2 separate regions of the Mus musculus genome follow, and region 1 is linked to region 2. The links are chromatin loops, found by intact Hi-C in ENCODE. Cell type or tissue: left cerebral cortex. All regions are shown on one strand.

Region 1 (2,500 bases), 910 kb before region 2:
AGGAAAAACAAACACAGATCAGCCTGGGGAACGGTGCTAGGGAGGTAACGCAGGAGGCAGCCGCTGGCCAGGCAGAAGGAAGGGCCTGTACCAGCCATGCCAGGCAGGGTCAGGCAGAAGGAAATGCAGTCTGAGGTCCGTGGAAAAGCTCAAAGGTTTTTCTGAGGGAAACGTGGAGGTAAAATGGAGTGGCCAATTATACAGGCCCTTAATGAAGCCAACTTTTCAATAACCCACCAACAGGTTCCCGAGGAAGAATAGCAATTTTCTGTATGCACTCGTGATCCTGCACAGCAGCCAGAGACCCAAGATTTGCCGCAGAGTGAGGCTGGTTGTAGCCATTCAATGCCTCTTCAGGTTGGGTTTTGTGGTTGTTGTATGTTTTAAAGGCGGCTACGTTGACAATTGTCTGAACCTCAGGATACAGTATACCTATAATGGTCCACTTATCGTACTAAACTGCGTCTCTGATAAATTTATAGGACATGGGCCCTCTTTCTTTCTTTCTTTCTCTTTTTCTTTTTCTTTCTCTTTTTCTTCTTCTCTTTCTCTTTTTCATAGTCGGGTAGGGGCAGTGAAGTTTGTCTGCCCTTTGCACAGAAGGGAACCCCGTGTCGTTTGAAGTGTGGTATGTCAGCAGCTCGGATTCCACGGGAGAATAAAAACATGTTCTTCAAAGGTGTCATGCCAGGTTAATTTTATTCATTTGTAATTCGCACCCCAGTGAAGACAACCACGAGCACACTTTAACAGCCCCCATATTTTCAGAGGAGATTTTTTTTCTCTTATTCAAAGATTTTTGTATATCTGCTTGTTTCTTGTTTGGAGGGGGAAGCCTGCTATCTGCATGAGCCCTGGCTTTGGCAAATTTTATCTAGTCTTCAGGGTGTTTCATAACAGAAAAATAGAGTCAACTGTTCAGTCTTGGGGTTCAGTCCTGGGAGCTGGCCCGAGAGACTTGGAAAGATTAGGATTCGATGGTTAGATGCACCCTTCAGCTTAACTCCAAAGGACCCAGCAGCTCTTCCTTGGCCAGAGGAAAGATCAGCATTCGATGATGCATTTGACAGTAATTTCAGGTGAAATGGATCCATGTAAAACAGTCTACTTACGGACTCCAGTTTCCTACAGCAGCAAGGAGGTTTTGAACGCCTAATCACACTTGATTCCTGATCGATCCTCCTCACCTTTATCCATCCATTTTGCACTCTCTGTCGCTTGCTGTGATAAAATACTTTCCAAAGTAAACTTTCAGTACCATTTGCTTTTGGTTAAGGGTAAAAATGCCTGATGCTCCAAGCCGCGCCTAGCGCTTCTCGTCAGCTAGGGGGCGCTCGCTGCCCGTGTCATGGCTGCGGTGCCTTGGCCGCTGTGCCTGGGAACCCGCGTCCATCAGCACATCCGGCTGCGGCGGCTGCAACAGCAGCGGCTGCAGTTTGTGTCGCTGCAAAAATGTCTTAAGCGTGAAGTTGTAATATTGATTTTCCTGCAGAGATTTGTGCAGGACAAAATGAGAATATAAGTTTGAGAAATCTATTTTCAAGCCATTGGCATCGATTTGTAAACCCCTCCTTACCTGGCAGGTGGGGAGGCGGTTTTTTCTTTTCCTCCAATTTCCTTTTCTTTTTAAACAATTAAAATTGTTATTCCTGAATGAGTGTTTTTCTCCCCCTTGGTCTGTCCATGGTCTTGACATTCTAAACATTTTGTTTTGTTGCTTAAGCATTCACAGTCCACCTAGGGAGTCTGGGAAGAGCTGTCATCATTTTAGGGGTGGCCCATCTTAGTGTTCCCCGGGGGTGGGGTGGGGGACCACTGTGAATTGTTGCTGAAGGGGTCGTGGACCCAAGACAACCTGATAGATGGTGATCCTTTCGGCTCCGATTTGATAACAGCCCTCAATCCCATCTTCTCCACCGCGAGTCCACGGAACTAAGGGTGCAAGCACCCTTTCCCTAACGATATAGCATAATTCAAACAGTGCGGGTGATTTTGTTTGCAAGCAGTGTGTGCTTGCTGGGGCCAGTGCGCCTTGCACCTCAGAGAGTTCCCTTCATAGATGGATGTCACGATGCTCCACCGCTCCCCCAAACATGTGATTTAGTGCCGGGGGATATGTATGTGTTGATGGTGGGGTTTCTAGATCTACGATGTCTTAGCTTTAGAGTTTGTGAGATGCACAGACAGCGCAGTGAACTGGAGTCGTCTGCGCGAGTTCAGTGGATAAGCTGAAGAGCTTGCCCTGACACAGGAAAGTGCTTTATTCTAACCTGAAAGAGAAATAAATTAGGTCAGACAAAAGCCTTAGCTGTCATCGGCTGGAGGAAGAGGGCCAGCCATTTATCTGATGGTGTCTCTACTTCATTTAATGTTTGCGTCTGGCCAGTTGTAAGCATACCGTGGAGGCAAACACAGGGTAACTATGAGGAATATAGGACCTCGCAATCTTGGGTCTGGGCAACGGTTTGTAGCCTACAGAGAACTGTTTTTTGTTTGTTTG
Region 2 (2,500 bases):
TAGGTGGCCATTAGAAGACAAAGCCAGTGTCACCTTGGGTAGCCCTGTGTAGACTGCTATCAGGGGAACCCCGAGTTTATTGCCAGCTGCAGTGGAAAAGCATTGCTTTGAATTTTTTTCCCTACCTAATTGTCAAAACTGAATAATATTATCAGCTTTTTTTTTTTCATCCTTTGAGTATTTTTCTAATAAGAAAGCACAGAGATACACAGCAAATAAAAGCGTAAGATTCCAGGATGCAGTGCAATCATGCAAAATGACTTTCATATCAGTTTGATAAGCAGCTGAAATTTAATAACTACATCCCTCCTATGGTGCTGGATGAAAGTCTAATACTTTCTGCTTTGGGTTCTTTCTTCTGCAAGATGCTATTCAGGACTGTAGCTGAGGCTTTTATAGTCAGAGAGATGAGAGGTTCAGTGGATTAAACAAAGCCTTGAGAGGCTGGGCCAAGCCCCAGCCAGGCCAAAACACAGTGGCTTAGAAGCTGAACTAAAGCCAAGCCTAAGGCTGCCCATGACTATGGAGAAATGATTCAAGTATCTCCATTAGCTCAAAGTTACAGGTCTGAATCACCCCCCCCCCTGGAAAGCACACCCCCTTGTTAAGAGCTATGAAATAACTGTCTCCAGAATATCTTTATGCCTTAGCTTAGGGCAAATTATTCATTGGAGGGAGAGGGACAGAGAGAGAGAGAAGGAAGGATGGAAGTAGAGAGAGAGGGAGGAGGAGGAGGAGGAGGAGGAGGAGGAGGAGGAGAAGGAGAAGGGAGAGGGGCATTTGGAGTTGAACAGAGATCCCTCCTAACTTTACAAAAAGAACAGAAATGTGATGTTATATACACTGCGTCTTGGTAGGCAACTTCCGATTGGAAGTCCTCATAGAAGACATCTATCTAAACTTCCTATGTTATGGTTAGGGAAATTACGATTTATTTAATGCTGTGTACCTGTCTTTTAAGGTCTAGTGCAGTTGTTCCAGATTCTTCCAAGGAGTCTTCCATCCCCCGACTCCAAGTCAGAAGGAAACATGCCCAGGGCTCCGAGCATCCGGCTGGCAGTGGCCATAGCCTTCAAGGTGTTATTAGGGATGTCTAACCCTAGAAAAATTGAGGGGCATTTGACGAGATAGTATCCAAACAGGTATGGGGGATGGGTCCCAGGGCGGTATGGTGATACATACTAAGGGATGTTTAGCACTGGGTTGCAGGTGCATAGGGAGAGGCCAGGCCTCCCTGAGCTGGTGGGCTGTCCACAATGGGGTTTGGCTGTCTTGCTCTTCTACTGCCCCCTCCTGGCAGAGTTCCCTGCCAAGGCATGAAGTGGGCTGCTTCTGGCTTGCTTGTCAAAAGGGTGTCAGCTAAGGGGTGGGAAGCCGAAACCCTTTCAAAACAAAGACAGCCGGGCAGATGTGAGCATTGGGAAGGCTAAAGATGCATCTTGGTAATGACTTGAGAGGCGTCCTGGGTGAATCTATATGAGAGAACCCCAGCCGCATGGTGTCCCCACCGTTGCCCCTCTGCTTGCATGGGTGCGGATAGGACCCGTTTAAGATAGGTGTAGACAGGAAGTCCCTCGGTGGAAGAGCATCGGAGCCTGTCATCGCATCCCACTACAGCCTTTAAAAGAAATTCTAACTCCAGATGTCGGCTTAGGGAAATGAATCAATTAGGCAAATGAAGACTTCCCCCATAAATCAGTGGGTGAGAGGCTTGGGTCCAGCCATGGCCCTGGTCCGGGGGATGGGATACTAGACTTGGCCAGGGCCCAGGGAGTGGACACTCCAGCCGTTCTCCACAGCCAGGTGACCCGGATCCCCTCTGCTCTTCTGAAGTTATGTTTACCCCCTTGGGAGCTGGTTTGATTTAGAGAGAGTGCTGTGAGTCTCTCCACCCCCTTTTCCTCAGAAGATAATAAAGCCTCGGGCTTCAGAGTGGGACCCAGTGTAAGCCGGTGTCACTATTCATAAAATAATTGAGTTTACACAAAAAGTGATTTCAGTAATAGCTGGCTTTTTATAAGTATGTACATTTTATTTAAAATTACTGACTCAAAAGGCAAGGTAGAAAAAAAAATCACCTCCAACAACTTCCTGTAATTGCGAATTATTGTGAGGGAAACAGAAGGGAGAGCTTTCGAAATTATGAGCCATTATGCTCAAGAGAGAAAGAGAGAGAGGGAGAGAGAGGAGAGGGAGAGAGAGAGAGAGAGAGGAGAGAGAGGCAGTGGAAGGGGGAAAAAAAGAGACAGCTCGGCTTCATGAAACACAGCTGACAAGCTCGGCTAAATTACCCCCGGACCATTACAAAAATCACTTAATTGCCGAGCATTTTGTTAGGTCAATTGACTCTAATTGAAAAAATAACAAAAAGCTTATTATGCTGCAAATGTGGCCGTGGAAAATGAGTCTTCTGTTAGAAGGAAACAATAATTCTAAATTTCAGCTGCCTCTTACACTGTGAAGTTCACTGTTTCCTTGGGGTAGAACCCACTGTAGCCGA

The links. A loop is a pair of places that touch in the nucleus more often than their neighbours do. Peaks named below come from ENCODE experiments on the same cell type or tissue, not always from the same donor. Only the 100,000 strongest peaks of a DNase experiment are listed, where the experiment ranks them.
Region 1: a loop joins it to region 2, with 7 times the contacts of the local background. A loop is called at or near these places in 10 of 42 quality-filtered maps.

Annotation. Positions count from the first base shown.
Region 1 is chr12:107,997,785-108,000,284 of GRCm38, reverse strand. The region is part of intron 1 of Bcl11b (B cell leukemia/lymphoma 11B); the gene reads left to right. Among named protein-coding and RNA genes, the nearest start is that of Bcl11b, 4.4 kb to the left of the region's middle. In left cerebral cortex, a CTCF peak has its summit at 1,324; a DNase peak (open chromatin) is centred at 1,345; H3K4me3 peaks cover 1,945 bases; H3K27ac peaks cover 2,226 bases.
Region 2 is chr12:107,085,224-107,087,723 of GRCm38, reverse strand. All of the region lies in intron 1 of Gm16086 (a long non-coding RNA gene), which reads left to right. Among named protein-coding and RNA genes, the nearest start is that of Gm16086, 13 kb to the left of the region's middle. In left cerebral cortex, a CTCF peak has its summit at 1,299 (motif pointing left); a DNase peak (open chromatin) is centred at 1,318.